2 separate regions of the Homo sapiens genome follow, and region 1 is linked to region 2. A link is a loop called in an ENCODE intact Hi-C map of the cell type or tissue named here. Cell type or tissue: dorsolateral prefrontal cortex. All regions are shown on one strand. Each heading gives the region's core, and the rest is flanking DNA. Links, peaks and the distances in the headings are about the cores only.

Region 1 (6,841 bases), core at 2,128-4,627, 340 kb before region 2:
ATGACTCTTAGGCTTGAACTCTGTTAGTTTTTCTTATTAATTAACAGACTTTTTGGGTTTTATTTATTTATTTATTTATTTATTTATTTATTTATTGTTTTGAGACAGAGTCTAGCTCTGTTGCCCAGGCTGGAGTGCAGTGGCGAGATCACGGCTCACTGCAAGCTCCTTCTCCCAGGTTCACACCATTCTCCTGCCTCAGCGTCCCAAGTAGCTGGGACCACAGGCGCCTGCAACCACACCTGGCTAATTTGTATTTTTACTAGAGACAGGGTTTCATCGTGTTAGCCAGGATGGTCGTGATCTCCTGACCTCGTGATCCACCCGCCTCGGCCTCTCAAAGTGCTGGGATTACAGGCGTGAGGCACCGCGCCCGGCCTATTTATTTATTTAAGAGGGAGTCTTGCTCTGTCGCCCAGGCTGGAGTGCGGTGGCGCGATCTTGGCTCACTGCAACCTCTGCCTCCCGGGTTCAAGCCATTCTCCTGCCTCAGACTCCCGAATAGCTGGGATTACAGGCATGAGCTACTACGCCTGGCTAATTTTTGTATTTTTAGTAGAGATGGGGTTTCTACTTCATTTGAGAGGCCGGTCTCGAACTCCTCACCTCAGGTGATCTGCCTACCTTGGCCTGCCAAAGTGTTGGGATTACAGGCGTGAAGCACCACGCCTGGCCTATTCCTTTTTTTTTTTTTTTTTTTTTGAGACAGAGTTTTGCTCGTTGCCCAGGCTGGAGTGCAATGGCGTGATCTCAGCTCACCACAACCTCCACCTCCGGGGTTCAAGCCATTCTCCTGCCTCCGACTCCCGAGTAGCTGAGATTACAGGCATGTGCCACCACGCCCAGCTAAGGCTTTGTATTTTTAGTAGAGACAGGGTTTCTCCATGTTGGTCAGGCTGATCTTAAACTCCCGACCTCAGGTGATCCACCTGCCTTGGCCTCTCAAAGTGCTGGAATTACAGGCGTGAGCCACCACGCCCAGCCCTCCTTTCTTTTTGAATAGTCCTGGCACCGTTGCCAAAGATGAGTTGACCATATATGCATAGGTTTATTTCTGCATCAGTTCCAATCATTTATTTATATGTCTATCCTTATGCCAATACCACAGTTTTGGTTATTGTACCTTTTTATTGTTTGAAATGAGAAAGTATGAGTCCTCGTATTTTATTCAATATTGTTTTGGCTATTTTGGGGCCATTTGCAATTTATTATTAATTTTAGGATCAATTTGTCAATTTCAACAAAAACATTGTAAATTTGAAAGGGATTACATTGCATCCGTAGACCAATTTGTGGAGTACTGCCATCTTAACAATATTATACTTTCCAATCCATGAACGTGGAATGTCTTACCATTTATTTAGATCATCTTTAATTTTTTTTTTCACCAAAGTTTTAGTTCTTTTGCTTGTTTCGAGACAGGGTCTCACTCTATTGCCCAGGCTGGAGTGGAATGGCAGGAACACAGCTCACTGCAGCCTTAGTCTCCTGGGCTCAAGTGATCCTCCCACCACAGCCTCCCAAGTAGCTGGGACCACAGGCAGCTGCCACCGGGTCCAGCCTTGGCTTCCCAACGTGCTGGGATTACAGCTGTGAGCCACCAAGCCCAGCTACAGCTCTCAAGAAGTACAGTCTTGTACTTCTTTTATTAAATTTATGCCTACTTTATACTTTATGATGCTATGGTAAATGGAATTGTTTTCTTAATTTGCTACTGATTTTAAAATCCACTACCTGTGTGAGTTGAACTGCGCTTACACACATCACTGAAATATCCCACTCTCAGAAGTGGCCCAGCCTCCCCAGGCCCACCAGGCCTTCTTCCCCTTCCAGCCCTCTGTCCAGGCAAGAACTCGATTGGAGGCCTTTCTGGGCACTCAGAGGGACACACCACCACACTAGGAGGGTTAGCTTAAAAAATTCAACAAGCATGGCCAGGCGCAGTGGCTTTCGCCTGAATGCTACCACTTTGGGAGGCCGAGGCAGGAAGATCGCTTGAGCCCAGGGGTTCAAGATCAGCCTAGACCATATAGCAAGAGCCCGTCCGTCCGGAAAATGTAAAAAAAAAAAAAAAAAAAATTCAACAAGCATATTTTCATCCCCTACTTTTTTTTGAGATGGAGCCTCGCTCTGTCGCCCAAGCTGGGGTGCAGTGGCACGATCTCGGCTCACTGCAACCTCCGCCACCCCGGTTCAAGCGATTCTCCTGCCTCAGCCTCCCGAGTAGCTGGGACTACAGGCGCCCGCCACTACGCCCGGTTAATTTTTTGTGTTTTCAGTAGAGACGGGGTTTCACCGTGTTAGCCAGGATGGTCTCGATCTCCTGACCTCGTGATCCGCCCGCCTCGGCCTCCCAAAGTGTTGGGATTACAGGCGTCAGCCACCGCGCCCGGCGGTGCAGGAATTTTAAAACTCACCAAAATACGCCCTCCTTCAGAAAATCCCTGCCACCTCGATAGGACGTCCTCTTCTTGAGCTCCCCTCTCCGGCCCTCCCTGATACAGCAAGGTTGAGCATTCGGGCACTGGCTTCCCGAACTCACTTCGACTCAGGCACAGCAGGCAAAGATTCAATGGGTAGGGCCGGACCGACTGCCCGACCTTCGCGGTGCTTCACTTGCCTCACTGCGCATGTGCCAAAGACAATCACCCAAAGTACTCGAAACCAAGCGGCAGGGCCGGCCCTTGCGCAGGCGTACTAGCGACGGCCGTAGGGAGCGCTTCCTCCTCCCCGCCGCCGCCCTCGCCATGGCCGCGCCGGCCCCGGGCCTCATCTCGGTGTTCTCGAGTTCCCAGGAGCTGGGTGCGGCGCTAGCGCAGCTGGTGGCCCAGCGCGCAGCATGCTGCCTGGCAGGGGCCCGCGCCCGTTTCGCGCTCGGCCTGTCGGGCGGGAGCCTCGTCTCGATGCTAGCCCGCGAGCTACCCGCCGCCGTCGCCCCTGCCGGGCCAGCTAGCTTAGCGCGCTGGACGCTGGGCTTCTGCGACGAGCGCCTCGTGCCCTTCGATCACGCCGAGAGCACGTACGGCCTCTACCGGGTGAGAGCTACGGGGGCCGCCGGGGATCACGCCGAGAGGGCCACAGCCACCGCCTACACCCCGGCTACGGAGGCCGCCGGGGGCCATGCCGAAAGGGCCGCGCCCACTGTCTGCACCTCGGCTACGGGGGCCACTGGGTATCATGCCAAGAGGGCCGTGCCCACTGCCTGCACCTCGGCTACGTGGGTCGCTGGGGGTCATGCCAAGAGGGCCGCGCCCACCGGTTGCCCTCGGCTACGGGGGCCACTGGGGGTCATGCCGAGATGGTCACGCCCACTGCCTGCACCTCGACTACGGGGGCCGCTGGGGGTCTAGCCGACAGGGCTCGCCCGCCTCCTGAACCCCGCCTACAGTGGGTCCCGCAGGACCTCACTGCGCCCTCTGCCTTTATCTAGGCAGGGCTAGAAATGGTCTACTTGCAGTCCGTCTTCCTGCTTCATCCGGTGGCCAGGCAGAGGGAACGGCACGGGCAAGGGCCTGGAAGGGAATCCGAGTGGCCCATGTCAAACGATGCCCATAACTCAGCCCCGTAGCGGACGGGGGCACGAGGAATCAGGTGTAGAGCCTGAATCTCAGGGTCCTGATCTCTAACCCCAGCGAGTTCTCGGGGATCCCTGGGCAGCTTTGCCGCTCTGATGGCTCTGCTTCCAGGCTGTTCATCTTTGGCTTTGAGCCTCAGGATTCTATAGAATCAGAGGAGCGCGCTCTTTTAAAGACAGGGTAACTGAGGCTTGGAGGAGCCTTGGCCTGGCCGAGGGAAGAGTGGGAGGGGCGGGCTCAAAGGCCAGGAACCTCAAGTCACTTGAGTCTGGCAGCGTCAAGGGACACCCCATGCTGGGTGTGCCGTCTTCTCTTTGCATAGAATCTTGAGCTGATGATGGTTTTGTGGGTTTTTTATTAAGAGAAAAGGCTTACTGAACGCTTTATATGCATCAATTCATGAGTCCGTACCACAGCCTATGAGATGTTACACTCATTTCACAGATGGAGAAACTGAGGCCAGAAGAGGTGAGCTTACCTGCCCAAGGCATCTAGTGACCAGAGGGGCAGCCAGGGTGTGATCCTGCCTCATCTGACTTCGTAGTTGGGTACACATTTAACTTCCGCCTTCCTGTGTGTGTTTTCCAAGAGCATCATTAAAAAGTTTTGGCCGGGTGCGGTGGCTCACGCGTGTAATCCCAGCACTTTGGGAGGCCGACGTGAGTAGATCACCTGAGGTCAGGATTTCGAGACCAGCCTGGCCAACATGGCAAAACTCTGTCTCTACTAAAAAAAAATACAAAAATTGGCTGGGTGCGGTGGCTCACGCTTGTAATCCCAGCACTTTGGGAGGCTGAGGCGGGCGGATCACGAGGTCAGGAGTTTGAGACCAACCTGACCAACATGGTGAAACCTGTCTCTACTAAAAATGCAAAAATTAGCCAGGTGTGGTGGTGCGCACCTGTAATCCCAGCTACTCGGGAGGCTGAGGCAGGAGTGAGGCATGATCAGTGAACCGAGATCATGCCATTACACTCCACCCTGGGCGACAGAGTGAGACTGTCTTAAAGATAAAAAAAAAAAAAAGCAGGTTTTTGGCCGGGCGTGGTGGCTCATACCTGTAATCTCAGCACTTTGGGAGGCCAAGGATGGTGGATCACCTGAGGTCAGGTGTTGGAGACCAGCCTAGCCAACATGGCAAGACCCCATCTCTACTAAAAATACAAAAATTAGCTGGGTGTGGTGGCGTGTGCCTGTAATCCCGGCTACAGGGGAGGCTGAAGCACGAGAATCGCTTGAATGTGGGAGGCAGAGGTTGCAGTGAGCTGAGATCATGCCACTGCACTCCAGCCTGGGCGACAGTTGAGACTCTGTCTCAAAATAAATAATTGTGAAATGCTGCAGAGTGCTAGGGAATAGGGAGTGAGCATTCGTCAAGGGCTATGGGGTGGGAGGTCCTGAGAAGGTGCCATTTGAGCTGAGAGCTGGAGCATGTGCAGGAGCTGGCCATGGTCAAGCTGTGGCAAGAGGGCTCAGCTAAGGCCAAAGCCGTGTGATGGGAGCAAACCTGAAGCCAGGACTTGCTCCTTCTGCCGGTTCTCTGTGAGGGGAATCATATCGGTTCCCTAGGGCTACATAACGAATGACCACAAACTGAGCGGCTTAAAGCCACAGGAATTTATTCTCTCACCGTTCTGGAGGCCAGAAGTCTGAAATCAAGGTGTTGGTGGGGTCACGCCCCATCTGAAAGCTCTTTGGGAGGATCCTTCATTTTCTCCTCATCTTCTGGGGGCTCTGGGCGTTCCTTGGCTTGGGGTCACACCATTCCAATTCCTGTCTCTGTCTGCACATGGCCTTCTTGGATTCTGTGTGTCTTCTCATCTTATATAAGGACGCCAGTCATTGGATTTAGGGCCCACACTAATCCACTATGACTTGTTCTTAACTAATTACATCTGCAAAGACCCTATTTCCTTCCTTCCTTCCCTCCTTCCCTCCCTTCCTTCCCTTCCTTCCTTCCTCCCTTCCTATACTTTCTTTTCTTTTCCTTTCCTTTTCTTTCTTTTTTTGAGATAGGATCTTGTTGTGTTGCCCAGGCTGGAGTGCAGAGGCATGATCGTGGCTTACTGCAGCCTTCAGCTCCCGGGCTCTATCAATCCCCCTGCCTCAGCCTCCTCAGTAGCTGGGACTACAGGTGTGCACCACCAGGCCCAGCTAATTTTTTTTTTTGAGTTGGAGTTTCACCCTTGTTGCCCAGGCTGGAGTGCAATGGCGCGATCTCAGCTCACCACAACCTCCGCCTCCTGGGTTCAAGTGATTCTCCTGCCTCAGCCTCCCAAGTAGCTGGGATTACAGGCATTCACCACCACGCCCAGCTAATTTTATATTTTTAGTAGAGGTGGGATTTCTCCATGTTGGTCAGGCTGGTCTCGAACTCCTGACCTCAGGTGATCCGCCTGCCTTGGCCTCCCAAAGTGCTGGGATTACAGGCATGAGCCACCGTGCCAGGCCGCTAATTTTTTATTTTTGGTAAATACGAAGTTTCACTATGCTGCCCAGGCTGGTCTCAAACTCCTGGGCTCAACCGATTGTCCCACCTCAGCCTCCCAAAGTGCTGGGATTACAGCCGTGAGCCACCATGCCTGGCCATTTTCTGTTGTTTATAAGCCTCGAGTTTATGGTGTTTTGTGATAGCAGGCTGCATAGATTAACACAGGGACCTTGGACAAAGCAGAGTGGTCTTTCCAACTATGGATACGATTGTGTCCCTCCCCAGCTCACACACCCTCCTTGGCTCCCCAATGCCCTCAGTGTGGAGCTCATACTCCTCAGGTCAGCATTCAGGGCAGTCAGCCCCTGCGTTTACTTCGTGGCTCACCTTAGCATTGCCTCAGCTCACTGAGCTAGACTCTGCACAAACACGAGGCACCGAGACATGGACGCCATCTCAGAGCAGACCAGGGCCCCTGGGGCGCCTCTCAGTGGGATAGGGCTGCAGCTTTCTCCTTGATCCAAGTGCTTTTGAGTTAAATCTGCTGCCAACGACTCCACCATTCACAGGCCAGGGCATCTACTGTGCGCTAGCCACAGGTGCTGGGCCTGGGCAAGCCTGGCCCCCACTCCCTGTAGTGGGGCAGGTGCAGGCGGGGGTGGCTGCTCGGAGGAGGTGGCCTGAGGGATGTATATGAGTTTCCCAGGCAGCCTTAGGAGGGAGGGTGGGGATGGAGAAGGTTACCCTTCTCCATGGAGGGTGGTGAGGGGCTGAGTTTTATCCCAAGGGCCGTGGGACCCTGGAGGCTTTGAAACAGGACAATGGGCTGGCTAGA
Region 2 (6,841 bases), core at 2,312-4,811:
CAGGGAGGCGGAGCTTGCAGTGAGCCAAGATCGGGCCACTGCACTCCAGCCTGGGTGACAGAGTGAGACTCCGTCTAAAAAAAAAAAAAAAGAAAGAAAGAAAAGAAAAGCTGGGCATGGTGGCTCACGCCTGTAATCCCAGCACTTTGGGAGGCTGAGGTGGGAGAATCACAAGGTCAGGAGTTCAAGACCAGCCTGATCAACATGGTGAAACCCCATCTCTACTAAAAATACAAAAATTAGCCAGGCATGGTAAAAATACAAAAATTAGCCGTGCGTGGTGATGCGCGCCTGTAATCCCAGCTACTCAGGAGGCTGAGGCAGGAGAATCGCTTGAACCCGGGAGGTGAAGGTTGCAGTGAGCCAAGATCGCGCCACTGCACTCCAGCCTAGGTGACAGAGGGAGACTCTGTCTCAAAAAAAAAAAAAAAATTAAAAATTGGCAGGGTGTGATAGCTCACACCTGTTGTCCCAGCTATTTGGGAGGCTGAGGATTGCTTGAGTCAGGGAGGACAAGGCTGCAGTAAGCCATCATCACACCATTACACTCCAGTCTGGGCAACAGAGCGAGATCCTGTCTTAAAACAAAAAAATATATGAGAAAAATAAACAAGTCAGGTGTGGCTGGGCATGGTGATACATGCTTGTAGCCTCAGCTACTGGAGAAGCTGAAATGGGAGCCCAAGAATTTAAAGGCAACATAGCAAGATTCTGTAACAAGCAAAACAGAATAAAATAAGTAATAAAAAAAAGGTAAATAAAACTGTTGCTATTTGCTGATGATATGATTGTTTATGTCAAAAACCCAAGGGAATCTATAAGACAACTACTGAAATTAATACATAAATTCAGCAAGTTACCAGGTTTAAAAAGTCCGTTGAATTCAATACAAAAGTCAATTGAATTTTTATACACCAGCAGCAAACAATTGGAACATAAAAAAATTTTGAAAAATTTCCTTTGCAGCAGCACTGAAAAAGATAAAATACTGTGATGGTCTGAGAGTTTGCGTCTCCCCAAAATTAATACATTGAAATCCTAACCTCGAAGGCGGTGGTATTCAGAATCGGAACCTTTTAAGAGGTGATTAGATCATGAGGGTTGAGCTCTCATGAATGGGATTAATGCCCTTATAAAAGAGGCCCCTAGGCTGGGCATGGTAGCTCACGCCTGTAATCCCAGCACCCTGGGAGAATTGCAGGCTGGTCTCTGACAAACAACTTGTGTTTGAGACCAGCCTGGGCAATGTGGCGAAACACCACCTCTACCAAAAAAAACACAAAAATTAGCTGGGCATGGTGGTGCACACCTGTAGTCCCAGGTCAGGAGTTTGAGGCCAGCCTGATCAACGTGGAGAAACCCCATCTCCACTGACAAAACAAAATTAGCTGGATGTGGTGGTGCATGCCTGTAATTCCAGCTACTTGGGAGGCTGAGGTGGGAGAATCGCTTGAACCCAGGAGGTGGAGGCTGCGGTAAGCCGAGATCACACCATTGCACTCCAGCCTAGGCAACAAGAGCAAAACTCTGTCTCAAAAAAAAAAAAAAAAAAAAAAAAGGCCGGGTGCAGTGGCTCATGCCTGTAATCTTAGCACTTCGGGAGGCCAAGGTGGGTGGATCACCTCAGGTCAGGAGTTCAAGACCAGCCTGGCCAACATGGTAAAACCCCGTCTCTGCTAAAAATACAAAAATTAGCTGGGTGTGGTGGCGCACGCCTGTAATCTCAGCTACTCTGGAGGCTGAGGAAGGAGAATCGCTTGAACTCGGGAGGTGGAGGTTGCAGTGAGCTGAGATCGCGCCACTGCATTGCACTCAAGGTTGCGTGACAGGAAAGAGGCTACATCTCAAAAAAAAAAAAAAAAAAAAAAGAAGGCCAGGGACCTGGAGTCCGGAGTGCATACAAGTGGGTGGCTTTGCAGTGTTTTGAGGACCAACGGTCAGAAACCAAGATTTGGGTGTCTTGGGCCCAGCCTTGGGAAGGCACTGGTGCCAGTAACTGAGATGAGGGAAAGAGTGGGAAGGATGAGGCACATCAGCATTGTGAACGCTCCGTGATCCAAGCTGTGGCTTGGCCCAGGATCCTGGATGAACAAACTGGTGCCTTCAAAGTCCCTGGGAAAAAGACAGGGGGGACAGGGGTGCCCTTGGACAGCCCTGCTAACCAGGAACTCCTCGCCTGGGCCCCACTGGATGGTGATAACAGAGACACAGAGTAGCCCAGGACCAGCCTGCTCAGGTCAGATTCCTGCATGGCCCGAGGTGGGGGCAGAGGAATCCTGCCAGGCCAGGTGTGTCACTAGGAAGCCGGGGCCACGGCATCACTCAGGCACCGACAACATGTAAAAGAAAGAAAAATAATAAAGCTTTTTTTTTTCTTTTAAATTAAGACAGTTTCACTCTGTTGCCCAGGCTGGAGTGCAGCGGCATGATCTTGGTTCACTGCAACCTCTGCCTCTAGGGTTCAAGTGATTCTCGTGCCTCAGCCTCCCGAGTAGCTGGGATTACAGGTGTGTGTCACTGCACCCAGCTAATTTTTGTATTTTTGGTAGAGACGGGGTTTCACCATGTTGGCCAGGCTGGTCTCGACTCCTGACCTCAAGTGACCTGCCCGCTTCAGCCTCCCAAAGTGCTGGGGTTACAGATATGAGCCACTGTGCCCAACCAAAAAGAAAAATAATAAAGCTCTGGGCCGGGCGCGGTGGCTCACGCCTGTAATCCCAGCATTTTGGGAGGCTGAGGTGGGTGGATTATCTGAGGTCAGGAGTTCAAGACCAGCCTGTCCAACATGGTGAAACCCCGTCTCTACTAAAATTACAAAAATTAGCCGGGCGTGGAGGCAGATGCCTGTAATCCCAGCTACTCAGGAGGCTGAGGCAGGAGAGGATGGCTTGAACCCAGGAGGCAGAGGCTGCAGTGAGCTGAGATTGTGCCACTGCATTCCAGCCTTGGCAATGGAGTGAGACTCCGTCTCAAAAAAAAAAAAAAAAAGGAAACAAGAAACCCTGTCTCTACAAAAATTAGCCAGGCATGATGATGGGTGCCTGTAATCCCAGCTACTCTGGAGGGTGAGGCAGGAGAATCGCTTGAACCTGGGAGGCAGAGGCTACGGTGAGATGAGATCACGCCATTGCATTCCAGCCTGGGGAACAGAGTGAGACTCCATCTCAAAAAAAAAAAGAAACTAAAGAAAAATAATAAAGCTTTGAAACAAACAGCACATCACGACCCGTGCCCTTCCCCACCCTGGCATGCCCCTCCCTCCACTCCAACCCAGGCCTTGAAGGCAGAAGCACGAGGCCCCAAGGCCAGGGCTGGGTCTCAGGGATCTCCCTCTCGTCTTCTTCCTCCTCCCCTGTCCTCCCTAAATTCCTTTTCCTGCCCCGTTCCTGCTGTCCCAGGATCCAATTTGTGCTCCAGGCTGCGCTCTGCCCTTTCCAGCATCTCTTTCCACCTGCTTGTAGCCGCTCAGCACTTTGGGGAAACTGAGGCCAGAGCGGTGAGTTCCAGCACAGAGGGAAGGGCAGGGCCTCAACCTTCCCAGTCCAAACAATCATACGCCATTTAAATCTCACAACAACCCTAAAAGCTGGCGACTATTATTGGCCTCATTTTGTGGAAGGGGAAACTGAGGCCCAGAGCGGCAACGCGGCCAGCGAACCATCGGTAAGATTTGAACCTGGTTGTGTATCATTCAACGGTCTAGCGCTTGGCCTCAGCTGGGCCACCGCAGATGGGACATGGTTCTGCTGCCACCTGGTGGACACTCGCGGCAGCGCTGTTGGGATAGAGCCGCCTCTCACCTGACGTCCTGCCCCGAAAAGCCCAGCCAGAGGAGGGCTGACCTGCTCCCCTGGCCTCCCTGCCCCGCATCACGCCCATCAGTTTTCCGAATTTTCACAGTCTAAGTGTCCACCAGGAAGGGACTGGGTAACTAACCACCTGTGCTACAGTTGGGCTAAAGATTTTAGTGCAAAAGTTAATTTGCCCACCTCACAAGAAATACTAAAAAAATGTATATTTTTTCGAGACAGAGTCTCACTCTGTTGCCCAGGCTGGAGTACAGTGGCACAATCTCGGCTCACTGCAACCTCCGACTCCCAGGCTCAAGCGATTCTCATGCCTCAGCCTCTCAAGTAGCTGGGACTACAGGCACCCGCCACAATACCCAGCTAATTTTTGTATTTTTTAATAGAAGCGGGGTTTCACCATGTTGGCCAGGCTGGTCTCGAGCTCCTGACCTCAGGTGATCCACCCACCTGGGCCTCGCAAGGTGCTGGGATTACAGGCGAGAGCCACCGTACCCACCCAAAATAAATTCTTTAGGCTGAAAACAAGGGACCCCAGACATGTATTCCAATCCACGTGAAAATCTGAAGAACACATATAAAGGTAATGTATGTAATTTTAAAAGATTGCATAAGGCCGGGTGCTTTGGCTCACGCCTGTAATCCCAACACTTCAGGAGGCTGAGGTGGGCAGATCAATTGAGCCTAGGAGTTCAAGACCAGCCTGGGCAACACAGAGAGACCTTGTCTCTACAAAAAATACAAAACTTGGCCGGGCACGGTGGCTCACACCTGTAATCCCAGCACTTTGGGAGGCCGAGGCGGGTGGATCACGAGGTCAGGAGTTTAAGGAAAAAAATATAAAACTTAGCTGGGTTTCATGGCATCCGTCCTAACTACTCGGGAGGTCTGAGGTGGGAGAATCTCTTGAACCTGGGAGTTCGAGGCTGCAGTGAACAGAGATCTCGCCACTGCACTCCAGCCTGGGCAACAGAGTGAGATCCTGTATCAAAAAAATAAGGCTGGGCACAATGGCTCACGCCCATGATCCCAGCACTTTGGGAGGCCGAGGCAGGCAGATCACGAGGTCAGGAGATTGAGACCATCGTGGCTAACATGGTGAAACCCCATCTCTACTAAAAATACAAAAAATTAGCCGGGCATGGTGGCGGGCACCTGTAGTCCCAGCTACTCGAGGGGGCTGAGGCAGGAGAATGGCATGAACCCGGGAGGCGGAGATTGCAGTGAACTGAGATCACGCCACTGCACTCCAGCCTGGGTGACAGAGTGAGACTCCGTCTCAAAAAATAATAATAATAAATAAATAAAAATAAGATCTGCCAGTGACAGTGGCTCATGCCTGTTATCCCAGCATGTTCGGAGGCCATGACGGGCAGACCACTTGAGGTCAGGAGTTCAAGACCAGCCATAGCCAACATGGCGAAACTCTTGTCTCTACTAAAAATTAAAAAAAAAATTAGCCAGGCATGGTGCCGCACATCTGCAATTTCAGCTACTTGGGAGGCTGAGGCAGGAGAATCATTTGAACCTGGGAGGCAGAGGTTGCAATGAGCCAAGATTGCACCACTGCCCTCCAGCCTGGGTAATGGAGTGAGACCCTGTCTCAAAATAAATAAATAAAAATAAAATGTAGCATAAATGCAAATTTCTTCTCTCTTTGCCTCTTAACATATTTAAAAAGCAATTGTACAAAACTATATATTGGCCGGGCCCGGTGGCTCATGCCTGCAATCCCAGCACTTTGGGAGGCTGAGGTGGGCATATCACCTGAGGTTGGGAGTTCGAGACCAGTCTGGCCAACATGGTGAAACCCCCTCTCTACTAAAAATACAAAACATTAGCCGGGTGTGGTGGTGCACGCCTGTAATCTCAGCTACTCAGGAGGCTGAAGCAGGAGAATTGCTCGAACCTGGGAGGTGGAGGTTGCAGTGAGCCGAGATCATGCCACTGCAATCTAGCCTGGGTGACAGAGCGAGACTCTGTCTCAAAAAAACAAAAAACAAACAAAAAAACAGGCTGGGTGCGGTGGCTCATGCCTGTAATCCCAGCACTTTGGGAGGCCGAGGCGGGTGGGTCACCTGAGGTCAGGAATCTGAGACCAGCCTGGCCAACCCAGTAAAACCCTATCTCTACTAAAAATACAAAAAATTAGCCAGGCGTGGTGGTGCACGCCTGTAGTCCCAGTTACTCGGGAGGCTGAGGCAGGAGAATCGCTTGAACCTGGGAGGCAGAGGTTGCAGTGAGCTGAGATCACGCTGCTGCACTCCAGCCTGGGCGACAGAGCTAAACTCCATCTCAAAACAACAACAACAACAACAACAAACTATATATTAATTGTATTGTTGGGTCTACAATATAGAGAAAGGTAACATATTTGACATTAACGGCACAAAGGAGGTGAAGGGAGCCAAGTTGTACTGGAATAAGAAAATCATTGGGCCGGGCGCGGTGGCTTACGCCTGTAATCCCAACACTTTGGGAGGTGGAGGCAGGCGGATTACCTGAGGTCAGGAGTTCGAGACCAGCCTAACCAACATGGTAAAACCCTGTGTCTACTAAAAATACAAAAATTACCTGGGCATCGTGGCGGGCGCCTGTAATCCCAGCTACTCTGGAGGCTGAGGCGGGAGAATTGCTTGAACCCAGGAGGCAGAGGTTGCAGTGAGCCGAGATAGCGCCACTGCACTCTGGCCTGGGGAAAAGAGTAAGACTCAGTCTCAAAAAATAAAAGAAAAAGAAAAGAAAAGAAAATCACACCCAGTAGTGACTTGAATCCACAAAACCAGATTAAGAGAACCAGAAATGCAAAATAAGAAAATGAAAATAAAAAATTGCATGCTTGCTGTCCTTTATTTTCTTTCTTTCTTTCTTTCTTTTTTTTCTGAGTCGGAGTCTCGCCCTGTCTCCCAGGCTGGAGTGCAATGGCCAGATCTCGGCTTACTACAACCTCCATCTCCCAGGTTCAAGCGATTCTTCTGCCTTAGCCTCCCGAGTAGCTGGGATTACAGGCGCCCGCCACCACGCCCGGCTAATTT

What was found. Hi-C counts contacts between places; a loop is a spot of excess contacts. Peaks named below come from ENCODE experiments on the same cell type or tissue, not always from the same donor. Only the 100,000 strongest peaks of a DNase experiment are listed, where the experiment ranks them.
Region 1: a loop joins it to region 2, with 4 times the contacts of the local background. A loop is called at or near these places in 9 of 110 quality-filtered maps.

Annotation. Positions count from the first base shown.
Region 1 is chr19:17,508,926-17,515,766 of GRCh38, forward strand. PGLS (6-phosphogluconolactonase) reads left to right here and starts at 2,724. Exons shown (of 5, transcript NM_012088.3): 1 at 2,724-3,035. The coding sequence starts at 2,748. It overlaps PGLS-DT (PGLS divergent transcript), which reads right to left and starts at 2,964. Exons shown (of 3, transcript NR_147835.1): 1 at 2,418-2,964. RefSeq lists enhancers at 1,570-2,227, 2,228-2,884, 2,452-2,701, 3,195-3,489, 3,452-3,711 and 1 more and silencers at 2,762-2,891, 2,902-2,951, 3,195-3,489. In dorsolateral prefrontal cortex, for the core only: CTCF peaks have their summits at 2,616 and 3,431; DNase peaks (open chromatin) are centred at 2,626 and 3,216; H3K4me3 peaks cover 2,085 bases; H3K27ac peaks cover 2,285 bases.
Region 2 is chr19:17,852,003-17,858,843 of GRCh38, forward strand. No RefSeq gene overlaps it. Among named protein-coding and RNA genes, the nearest start is that of RPL18A, 4.5 kb to the right of the region's middle. In dorsolateral prefrontal cortex, for the core only: CTCF peaks have their summits at 3,765 (motif pointing left) and 3,973; a DNase peak (open chromatin) is centred at 3,759.